2 separate regions of the Homo sapiens genome follow, and region 2 is linked to region 1. Evidence: chromatin loops called from intact Hi-C (ENCODE). Cell type or tissue: OCI-LY7. All regions are shown on one strand. Each heading gives the region's core, and the rest is flanking DNA. Links, peaks and the distances in the headings are about the cores only.

Region 1 (7,008 bases), core at 2,182-4,681:
CAATTCAAGGTGAGATTTGAGCGGGGAAACAGAGCCAAACCATATCATCCTCTATCTTTCTTATTGCTTCTGTTTCTCTGGAGAACCCTGACTGACATGCAAAGTTCAAGCTGTATGGATTAAGTCCTCTTAATTGCCTTCATCATGTTTGCCCAGATTGCCTCAAGCAATGATTTCATAATCTTTGTTGGTAAATGAGGTAATCCTTGGCGGGAAGTTTTAGCCTTACTGCCTGAATTTTCTTCTCAAATGCTGTATTGTCCCTTTTCTGCTGTTTGCCACCATTTTAGCTAACTCTTCTTGACATTTTAGAGTTTATACTGTGAGCTTTTACAGGGAGGAGAGGTTCCTCCCTTCTCTTTATCTCTCCTGGGGTCATATTTGTAACTTAGCCTGTGAGAAAACCACCTCTTCTTCCTATAGCACTCTAAATTTTTCAAGTGTGTTAACATCTTCCCTTGGGAAGATGCATGAGGCAGTGGAGCACAACATTTTAAGGAGGTATAAAAGGTGGTCCACAGATCCGTGGCCAAGCTTATCTGTTTCCCTGCTTTTTCCTGTGTGACTTTACATAGGTGATTTAATTTCACTTTCCTTGTATGTCAAATTAAAACAAAAGCAATTTTACCACCTTGCATTGCAGTGCAGAGCAAGTGAGAGGCTACATGGAAACCATGCACGCAGGTTGACACACACTGAGCCAGCACTGCACACCGTGGTCCCTTCCCTTCTCCTGCATCTTCACTGGTGTGCCCTCATGCTTCCTCTTTCTCACTCTCTTTTTCTCTCTGGTTTTTATCAGTTTGTTTCTGTATAGCTGAGGAATAATGATAAAGCACTAATCTACCATTTCACTCAAGTGTAAAGCCAGAAAATCTGTTCTTACACTGATATACCAGTTCCTTATATTGATATGCTGATTTATTACATTTGTTAAATATTTTATAATTTGCAAATGCACTCATTTCTTTGCTTATTCATTGAACTCTTCATTCAACAGAGGGTTTATGTTTGCACTGTGCCTGGCATCTGCTTCCTTACGGTACCTGGCAACACCTTCTGAAGTGCCAGAGTGAGGACGTTCCCTTTGCAAGTGTGGATGCCCAGATGAGGGATGCCTCAAGGTCACGCAGGACGTGAGGTCGGCTCTTCTGACTCTTGGTGCGGTGCTCTTTCATCTCCTACAGGCTTAGTGAATCTCAGTTAGCGTCAGAGAGCACATTGGTCAGGGAACCAGGGGAAGCTAAGTGCCCTATAAAAAGCCTGTGTGCCTCCCAAGGAATCCTCTTTTCATTGGAATGATTTACAGTGGGATTTTCATTCTAAAAACCTGCCACCTCCTGAATGATATTTGTAAAATGTTTAACCCCATGGGGATTCCTTCTGGTATGCAGGAGAAGGTACCATAAATTGTTCTGTTTTCTTTTTCAAATGGGAAGACATTAATTATGTTCTAAGAGGTATGCCAAACTAAGTGCACAGGAAAATGCATTTATAGTGAACATTTTGACTAAAAAATGCAATAGACCAGCAAGGTTACTATTTCTCTCTGTCCAGAGTTCCCTGGAGAGTGACTGGAGCTCCTGGCTGGGTCATAGGCCAACTAGGCTAATTTCCGGAGGTTTCTGAGCAGGAGGTGCAGTGCCTGAGTGCAGATGGAGCCTGATGGGAAGGAGGAGGGGAGGTGCTCAGGTGCACGCTGGCACATACCCGCTATCCAGTCAGAGAAGCCAGGTCTACTAACAACCAAAGAACAACCTTGGCCCCCGAGAGGAGGAAGCAAGGCCCGCGTGAGAGCCTGGTACAACAGCACGAGGGACGGGGTTGGCCAGCATTCTCGGGCTGCTTACCTGGGCATCCGGCCCGGAGGGCTAAAGTGGCCTTTGCTGCACCCACTTTGCTAAGTGGTTGTTGTGAAATTTGATGGTAACTCGCGGGCACAGAATTTAGGACAACCTGTTCCTCTTTTTGGATGAAGCTGAATTTATTCACGTGCCACTTTGAGAAAACAGAAAAAGCACAAAGGTCCCAGAAAAAATTGTTCTTTCTTCCCTAAAATCTCCTGAAATACTCCGCAAACATGAATCGTAAAGCCACCCTATCAGGGAACTGGATGCATCTCCAGGAGACAGCCCTGCTTCCCAGTCCTAAATGTGATGCTGATGCTTGTCTCCCAGGGAGGAGCTGGGAAAGACCACATTTCCCGAGGTCCACATTTCCATTGATTCTAGACAAGTAAGTGGAAGGAATAAGGACGGACGGGGTTACCAGGCCTGGGTTCTCGCCCGGTCTCAGTGCTGTGGGAAGTAAAATCAGTCCTTTATATGGGTCTCCTAGGGGCCGACTGTGGGCTTGGTACTGACACGTGGTAATTTATTCAGCACTAACTCCAATCCCACAAGTTAAGAATTGTTATCCCTGCTGTGCTGTTGGTCAACCGGACTCAGATCAGTTTCCATACAGCACGTGTTTGACAGGCGTGTGTTAACTGGGGAAATGGGTAACCCAAGGGTTAGCAAGAAGAGGGGGTGTGACACCCCCTGGGCTCCCACCTTACAGCAGTATGCTGGCCCGGACTCTACGGCATGTGCAGCGTGTGTGGTATGTGTGTATTGTGTGTTTGTGTGTGTATTGTGTGCATGTGTTGTATGTACGTATATGTGGTATATGTGTGCATATGTGTGTGGTGTGTATGTATTGCATATGTGTGTGTACGGATGTACATATATGTGTGTATATGTGTGCATGTGCATATATATAGTGTATAAATTGTGTATGTGTGTATAGTGTGTATATTGGGTATGTGTGTATATTGTTGTGTAGAGAGTGTGTGTGTGTATTGTGTGTATATGTTGGTGTGCACATGTGTGCTTGCCAAGGAAGGGGCCGCTCTCCACTGCCCTATCCCCAGGTGCAAGTATAAGGAGGACTGAGATGCTTGGAGTTAACAGGGAAGGGTCTGACCCAGGGTGTCTGTGGGTAGGGAGCCCAGCTTTGCTGGAGTATTCTGTAACTGGCGACCTTTGGTGAAAAGGGGTTCAGGCTGCTCCAGAACCTGCTCCTCCCTCGCCTCTCCCCTTGCTATGGGGGTCTGAGCTCAGGGCAGCCCTCCAGACAATGCACCCATCCTGCTCAGCCACTGCTAAGTAATCTGGGCCCACAGGGCCGGGCTCTCCCCACTGGGCTAGAGAGGACCCTGCGGCTCCCGAGGCAATGCCTGCTATCATAAGTCGAGTGCACGATGGAGTGAGGATGCACACTCAGTCACTTAGATTTCACATTTTACACTCTTTTCATCATACTCTTTTTCTTTCTTCTAGTATCCCTTCTTTAGCAGCCTTTGTTTCTCCGTTCTAAAAAGCGGCTAATACTGAGTGAGCTGTGTCATAGCAAAGTAACTCGTCTGGAACCTTCTCATGAAACTGTTGTCCAAAGGAGAGAGGAAACACACACACACACGCACACAGGATGGGGGATGTATTGATTGCTTTTTACAGTCATACTCTGTACATATTTTATCACAATTAATCTCTATGACAATGTTGAGAGGCATTCATTCTATTTTATGTAAGAGGAAACTGAAACTAAGAAAGTCAAAGTAACTTCCTCACATATACACAGCCGGTGCCTGCTACCATGTGGAAAGATGATGCCAATCTGGCTGGCAGCCAGAGAGAGAACATCTGTTTTAATAGACAGGAAATGCTGGGATGCCGTGAGAGCCCCCGTAAGAGCCAGGTACTGGAAGCAGCTGTTTCCAGGCGTTGTTGCCTTCCTTGGAGCAATGCACACAGCTGCTTCTGATGGAAGCCACCCTTGGCAATGGCCCCGTGGTGCATGCAGCAGGAGGAACTGGTACTTGGAGCACTGCCAGTGGAACCACCGAGTGAGCGCCACTTAGGAGTGGATTCCACAGGAGCTGCCCCTTCCATGAACTTTGGATAAAATGTGCCCCTTAGAGCCACCATGTGTCACTTCAAGGTAGGGGATGGAGTGCTTAGACCCATGGCTCAGAGGCCTCTATCCCACCATCTTGTTGGGCTTTGCTAGTGGATGTTTCTCTCCTTAGAGGAGGCAAGAGCTCACTAGTCTTTCAATGTATGTCTTTCTGAGGAGTGGGACCCTGGATTTTTATTAGGGCCTCTGGTGGAGTGCAGACCAGGACACTCTGGTAGTGAGCCCTTCCAGCCACACATGATGGAGTGGAAAGATTCTCAGTGTTGGTGTTTCAATGGCTGCAAAAGCTGCCTGACCTTCAGTGAAGTCCTCGATGCCGCCAGACCTCCATTTCATGTGTATAAAATAAAGGCCCTAATGCCTTGCTCATGGGATTGTTGTGAGGAGTATTTGAAATAATGCATCCAAAGCACCTGATGCAACATTGAGAGATTTACTGCCTTCTTGGCCAGAAGTCGTTTTCCTTCCCATCCTTCTCCAATAAACTTTTCCTGGCTCCCAAGTCTAATTTAGGTTCCTGGAGAGTTTGGAATGCTTTTGGTTACAAGTGATGGAAGAGATGAGAAAGAAGAAAGTTATATTGATGAGAAAGAAGAAAGTTATATTTTACAGTCAGTTCCACTGTAACAGGATGCAAATGCGTCTAAAAATCCCCATCCTATGCAACACTGGATAATAGAAACCACAGGGTTGTTGGGGATAAATGGGACTAGCGACACATCATTCTAAATTTTTGTCCATGACATAAAGAATAGTGACCTAATAAAAACAGTAGTATAGTTTTACACAGGCTAAATGATTAACATATGCATAAATACTACAGAAACTATGGTGCTTAACCTTGAAAAAGGCCTGAAGCTTGCTTGAGAGTGTGGGTACTGGGGTTGCAGCTTGTGCACTGTGGTGAAATGGGGGGAGTAGGAGGCTATGATCTGAATGTGTGTCCCTCCAAACTTCATATATTAAAACCCTAACCCCCAATGTCGTGGTATTAGGGGGTGAGGTCTTTGGGAGGTGATTAGGTCATGAAGATTTCATGAAGATGCCACCCTCATGAATGGGATGGTTGCATTTATAAAAGAGGCCTGAGGGAGTTTGTCTGCTCCTCCCCCTATGTGAGGTCACATAGGAGGGTGGCATCTATGAGGAACAGACCCTTCCAGACATCAAATCTGCTGGTGCTTTGATCTTGGACTTCCCAGTCTCCAGAACTGTGAGCAATAAATTAATCTTGTTTATAAATTACCCAGTCTAAGATATTTTGTTACAACAGCCTAAATGGATTTAAACAGTGGGTGATCTGGATTGGGAGGGAAAGTTGTAGCCCCAGAGGTGGGTGGTGAGGCTTCTAACACGTGAGGTGAACTGGAGGTTGGAAAATGCTGGGGTGTGTGTGCATGCACTTGTGCGTTCCTAGTCTCAGATCAGCTGCGTGCAGTTCTGTGTTCACCTGGCATTTCTTGCAAATGAAATCACACATACACAAACACAAAATTTGCCTTATTGTCAAATTGTTCCCTAATATCAACCTCGTTGCAACAAATGTGAATGTGAAATCAACATTGGAGCAGAACCACCTGCACCGGTGTGCCCTGGTGCTCTCCCTCCACTGGGGCAGATGATCTTCCCGGGGAAGACAGAACTGACCCTGGGGCAGGTGGTTGATGGTGGTGGCCCATGCACTTCTGTGTGTTCAGTGTCATGAGCTACTGCAGTTTACTTGTCTCTGGCAAGGTGCATTTATACATTACTTTATTTTTAACTCTGTCAGCCCTCCAAAATGGATAGATACCTTAGAAGTATCCTTGCAGTAAGCAATGGATTGAGGTTAATAATAATAACAATAAACAATAATATTGCAAACATAAGTGAACACAAATAAAACAGCTGGTGTACGTTTTCCTTCTGAAGCAAGTTATCAACTAGTTATAACCGGGTTAAAACAAAAGTCATCTCATAAGATTTGACAAGAGCACAAACAAAGTTTAACATTATGTGAAATTATTTGAAACAATATTTTCATCCACTATTATTAATTTACTCTGTTTGTGCATAGGACCTTGAGGTATTAGCTAAGAAAGTACAAATCCAACACAATTAGTAAGACCTTTAAAACCCCAGTATCCGAATATGAAGACAAACATGTATCATATTTTTGGAAATGCTAAAATTTTTACATGATTCAGTCCTATACGTTGCAAAATTCCGCTCACTCAATGGGAATTCTCTAGATGCCCCCTTTGAGTTTTCTTTCTTAATAGAAAAGAACAAGGAGCAATATCAATTTAAAACACCTTTCCTTCCTACTTTGCTGAAATAATTCACAAAACAAGGTGGCACGTACAAAATCGTGCCCTTCGCCTTCAAACACTTTTGGAAGATGAACAAAAATATTACTGAAGATTGAAGGGCACCAATGTGTGAATAAATTATTCAGTTTGAGGGGTTTTCTACACAGCTGAGTTAAAGTACAGATGTTTCTAACATGCCCAACATTCTGATACTTGCAAAGTTCAGTTTCAATAATGAAATACACAAAGAACAACTTCTTTGTGATCTACAAAAGAAAGACCTGTCAGAAACAAGCTCCATTCTGAACAGCAAAGCATTCATTTAATGAAATAATATTGCATGGAAAAAATTATAGAAGGGTAATCGGTGATGCTTTGTGCAATTAACAACAACAGTTATAATACAACAAGATCCGGTCAGGTATCAGTCATTCACAGGGTTATTCCTGATAAAGTGTCAATTAAAATGTTGCAATATCTTTTAAAGACAAGGGAAATACATATGAAAATATTTCATAGCACACATACGTTTGCTGCAGATCACATGGCAAAGTACTCAGAAGAGCTGTCAAATTTAGAAAAGAGTTATGAAAATTATTATTATTTGAATGCAAGTGATCCATGGGGGACACAGGTGCTGAGTGCTAGTTAACCGCAGATGCTACCAACCAGGTATTTTTTAAATTACTAAATTAAATATAAATAAATTCACACATACAAAAATAATTACCTAAAGTATATAACGTCAACTCATAGGTGA
Region 2 (4,956 bases), core at 2,296-4,795, 1.1 Mb after region 1:
AAAGGGGATGTTGTAGAATAAATCAAATAGAATGAACAGTGAGAAATAACCAATAATAAAAATAAGCCAAATCTCAGAAAAGTATGTCAAGAGTTACATGGAGACGGTTACTTTGGGAACTTGTAAATCCCTGTGTTAGGATAGGTAAGGCTCATTCTTGTTATCCTCACAGGCTTAGGCTATACAAAGGGTATTTGAAACTGACATTCCTAATGGAAATTTTACAAAATTTGGCCCTTAGAATAACTGAGAAATATCCTGAAAAAATCTTCCCTGAAACTGTAATAAAGAAAGTTTCTTATCTACTGATAAAATTGACAACTCAGTAAACTATTTTCGCTGGTCTTCCTACATAAGAAAAAAGCACAAATATATTTGCCTCAGAAATCTGTTAAAAGCAGGGAACCACACAGTAAAAGAGTATAAAGATTCTATAAATGGGAGAGTCCAAGAAAACCTCTCTCAAAGTGTCCACAAGGATACATATGCCCATTAGAAGAAAAGTAAGAATATACATATTATTAATCATATCAGAGAATAAAAAAGTTAAGATTGATATAATATATTTATATTGAATGACTACTTTAAAATAGAGCAACTTATTTGCCTTATTTCTCAAATTCCTTGGGCAAAAGTCACTTAAATTCTGAAGTAAAAAACAAATGTAAATTTCTTGTACTGTACTAATATCAGATGATTATGATTTCAAGTCCCAGAAGAGAAAAATAAGTCTTGTCTTTTGAGTCTTTTTCTTTCATGAAAAAAGCAACTAAATCACCCTGACTGCTACATTTATGCATATTTAAATCACTTCCCCTTGATTAACATTAAAAAGAAACATCTCTGCCCAAAAGAGTTGTAATGATTTCTTTCTCTAGCTAAAGGATAATCATTCTACAAATAATTTGCCCAGTGTCTGTAGTCATTCATAACATACACAATATTTGCAAAGCACAGTTTAAGTACACTGCCTTTTATTAGCATTTTTTTTTTTTTTAAATAAAAGGGATGCGTATCAGAGTGTAAGAACTGGAAATTACTTCCACAGTTTAAAGAATTAATAAGAGAATGCTGGTTCAATTTCTTAAAGATGGAAAGCTTACCAAAATGCCATCAGAGTCTGTGAACTACTTATAATAAACAGCAGGATCCCCACTGGCTAGGCTGCCGTGCACACAGCACCCACCCGCCACCCCCAGGTTACCATTTTAAGATATTCTGTCAATGCTTAGTTAAAAATAAGACTTACTTAAGAGACCAACAAAAAAAAATCAATTAAACTTTTATTGAAGACTATCCAGTGGCAAGAATACCATGTGTATTATACTATGTTTTAGACACTCAATAAAGAATTCATTAAGATGATTCTCACAACGCACTCATCAAAACAGCCTTAAATATTGTTAAAAAGCGCATTGAAGCGCCTGTCCTGAGTTCTAACAGGTTTTAAATTTAGATTGCCAAACAATTACTTTTATTTTTGTATCAAGTTAGGCCACATGGCTTTAAAAAAAAAAAATCTTGACTATCTCTTCCCATTCTGAAGCCAAATTATTACTTTACTAATTTACTTAAAGTTTCCACCTCACCACAGAAAATGTCCAAGATTCATCTATGATTAAAACAGAAAAGACATGCCAAGTTTTCAGGCTTTCAAAATACATAGATCAGCCTATCAATGGGTTTACGTTGCCAACAAGTTTCGGAACTGCAGCAGAGGGCTGCCACATAAAATCACCAGCACGGAGCACGTGTCAATTGTAAACCGCTGGTTCAATTATCCGTGGCTAAAATAAATGTACCACCAATGGCTGCATTAGTCTACATGTTGAGGGGGTGTGGGGTAAGGTAAACAACTCCAGAAATCCAGTTCTATATTGAGAACCTGGTTAACGCCATCAGCCCCTTCTTTTCCCAAATGTACTACTGAAATCTGATGGTTTATCGAAAGGAAAAAGCCACAGAAAAGAAACCTGTCCATCTGCAGCAAAAGCTTGCTGGCTTCGCATCCCAGGGGTGGGGGCTGGGGAGGAGGCTCGCCCAGAGCGGGAGGCTGGGGGGCGGGTGAGAGGCCCGAGTTCTCAGTCGGGGGGCCGGGGGAGGGGTGGTGGTAAGATCGAGTAAGGCAAAAGCAAGCGGGAGGGGAGGCGGGAAGGGCGCCGGGGCCCCTCTGGCCTAGCAGCTGCAGTTACTGTGCGGACGCTTCCATTCGGTCTCGCCAAATCTCAGTAAAAATGGAAGGCCAAACCTCGGTCAATCATCTCAGTAGGTGAAAGAGTCGTGGTGATTTTGCAGTGAGTTTCAATCAGCCACTGAAAACCTCCTCCGCTGCGGGCGCCGCAGCTCGGGAGGCTGAACTCCGGGGCTGGCACGCTGGGCCCCGAGCGGCCTCCCAGCCTCCCTCCTCCCAGACCCAGCAGAAAAGAGGCGGCGGATGCTCGGAAGGGGGGCGGGAGCCCGGGGCGCGCGTGCCCGGCCGCGATCGCCTGCTCGGGCCTGCCGCGAGGGCTCGGGGACACAGGCCGGTCAGGAAAAATGGTGGGGAGCGAGGGGGTGTGGACAGGCAAACGGGGTTCAGCGAGCGGGGAGCGCCAGCGGGATGGGTCGCGCCCGCGCCGCCGCCGGAGCCCCCAGGAGGCTCCCGGAGAACAATCAAGATGCGGATCCACCTTCGTTGCGGCGGCCCCGGGGAGCTGATTCCGGGGCAGCCCCTGAGCCGGCGCGCGGGGAGGGCGTGGTGAGGGCCCGGGGTGCGCGGGTGCGGCAGCCGCCTGCTCCCCGGGTTTGCTTTCTTCCTCTCACCCCGCAGCCCCGAGGCTTCCCTCCCCGGCCCGCGGGCCCGGGAAGCCAGCGCTGGTGTCTCCGCGCGCCTCAAGGGCCCGCGGCGGGGCGCGCCCAGGAGCACGCGGTGGCGAGGCAAGAAGAGCCAGGCACGGGGACCCGGAGCGTCAGGGCTCTGCCTTGCGCGTCCCGGACTACCGCCCGGGTGCCCTCTGCCACCCCCTGCTCCCCACGCCCTCACCAGTGGTTCGGCCCTCCCAGGCACCCCGGAGACCGCGACTCGGATCGCACAGAGGCCATGCCATGTTCCTCGGGGTGCCCTCGGCCGGCCTGCCGCGTCTTCCCCCGACTCCCGCCTCCCTCCCGCTCGTAGCCTGGGTCCCGCCGCGCCCCGCGCCCCCTGCGGCCCCGCACCGTCCTCCTTCCCTCCGACAGCTCCACGGCCCCGGGGGACAGAAGGAAACAGACACCGACCACTTCTCTCCTTTCCTCTTCCCCTTCCCCCTTCACCGCTAGAGGTCAAACACTGCGGCGGCGTTCTCCGCCAACAACCACCTCTGAGCACACGCGAAGATGCAGCGTTAAAAATAAAGAACAGAAAAAATTCAAATCTGGAAACGGCTGTCCCCACCCTTTGAGAGGCGGGGATAGAAGTGCCCCGAGCGCTCGCTGCCAAAGGCGGCTGTCACCGCGAGGCTCAGCGGGGACGCGGCCCGCCGCAGAGAACACACAAGCCCCAGCGAGCAGGACCCCGACCAAGGGAGCTGGCAACCCAGGCCCCTCCATCCGCCCCTCCCCGGCCAGCTCCCGAGCCTCCGCGCAGCCCGCCCGCCAGGATGGGTGGGGAGAAGAGGCAGGGAGTGGAGGAGGAGGTGAGAAAGGAAATGGGGAGCTGGAGATGGAAAGGGAGGGCAGAGAGAAAGAACACCCTTCCCCTGTCTTTCACAACTAGCGGAAGAGGAAAAAGAAATCAGCCTGCTAATTGAACACTTTTCAGCCTAACCCCCTAAATGTAGAATTCTCTCCTGCCACCTCCCCTCATCCGCGCACACAACAGCCTCACCACCGAATGCTCTGCGACAACAGGACCTCCAGTTTGACTTCCATAGAGACTATTGGCGATGCGAGTTTCTATCAGTTCCAGCTGATTTATTAAAATTGTCAAGATACAGACTTCCAGCACAAAAAAAAAAAAAAAAAAACAGGCAATGATGTCGACAGTGCATTGAGTCTGCTTTGCCACCATTTGCTACAAAATATGCAGATGGTCTGTACTTTATTTAGATTATATTGCACAAAATGAGAAACTTTTTAAACTATGTGCCTTTTTTTTTTCTTTTTTGCTAAAAATCGAGAATCCAGTTTCAAACCTTCCATCTGGGGCCCCATCCACATCACAGCGTATGAGATACATAAAGTCCTACTATAGTACAGTACATATACAATCTTTAAACTAAGATAACAGCTCTGAGGTCTATATCACCATTTTCAATAAATCTTTACCTACAAATATTGAACAAATCTCTACTATAGCTGTACAAAAAAAAGTTTGCTTTTTTTTTTTAAACCACAAGGCCTTTAGATGCAAGGATTATTTTAAAATTTTAATCCTTTTTAAACCAGGACATAACGTACCAACATACTTGCATGCTAAAAAACAGAGGAAAAAAAAGAAATCAAAAGGGAAGAAGTGCCTGAAAGTCTTACTGAAAAAACACAGCAAGAATGTTCCCTTTTCACTGTACAAAAATACGCCTGAAAATATATTAATTTTTAAAAAAGACTGAGGTCTGTTATGTATCAAAAATGTTTCAATACCTTTTGTACTGAGGTCTAGGCTGTCTGGTATTCAATCAAGGAGGTATAAGGGAACAAGTTACAAAAAAAAAGTTGGCAAGTAGAAATCACATTTGTAAAACCATAAACAATTTGATCTGAAAAGTAAACTCTGATCTTAAGTCAGTTCACAGTTTTTTTTTTTGTAAGCGTTTGTACAGTCTGCATTTTTTCAAGCTCCCTGCAGTTTTGTTAAGAATCGGATGCATAGAAGACATCAGTTTTCTCCCTCCAAAAAAAAAAAAAAAAAAAAAAAAAAAAAAAATTAAATTAACAAAAGTTGCAATGGTCCCTTTTTTTGTTAAAAAAAAATCACCAGTTCTTTAAGTTCTCTTAAGA

Evidence for each region. Hi-C counts contacts between places; a loop is a spot of excess contacts. Peaks named below come from ENCODE experiments on the same cell type or tissue, not always from the same donor. Only the 100,000 strongest peaks of a DNase experiment are listed, where the experiment ranks them.
Region 2: a loop joins it to region 1, with 6 times the contacts of the local background. A loop is called at or near these places in 5 of 110 quality-filtered maps.

Annotation. Positions count from the first base shown.
Region 1 is chr2:6,777,670-6,784,677 of GRCh38, reverse strand. The region is part of intron 3 of LOC105373404 (a long non-coding RNA gene); the gene reads left to right. Among named protein-coding and RNA genes, the nearest start is that of LINC00487, 11 kb to the right of the region's middle. In OCI-LY7, for the core only: no CTCF peak of the experiment used is centred there; a DNase peak (open chromatin) is centred at 3,657; H3K4me3 peaks cover 1,258 bases; H3K27ac peaks cover 1,510 bases.
Region 2 is chr2:5,694,593-5,699,548 of GRCh38, reverse strand. It overlaps SOX11 (SRY-box transcription factor 11), which reads right to left. Exons shown (of 1, transcript NM_003108.4): 1 at 1-4,956. Among named protein-coding and RNA genes, the nearest start is that of SOX11, 4.7 kb to the right of the region's middle. RefSeq lists silencers at 2,393-2,562, 2,853-2,942. In OCI-LY7, for the core only: CTCF peaks have their summits at 3,076 (motif pointing left) and 3,281; DNase peaks (open chromatin) are centred at 2,958, 3,408 and 3,758; H3K4me3 peaks cover 2,500 bases; H3K27ac peaks cover 2,500 bases.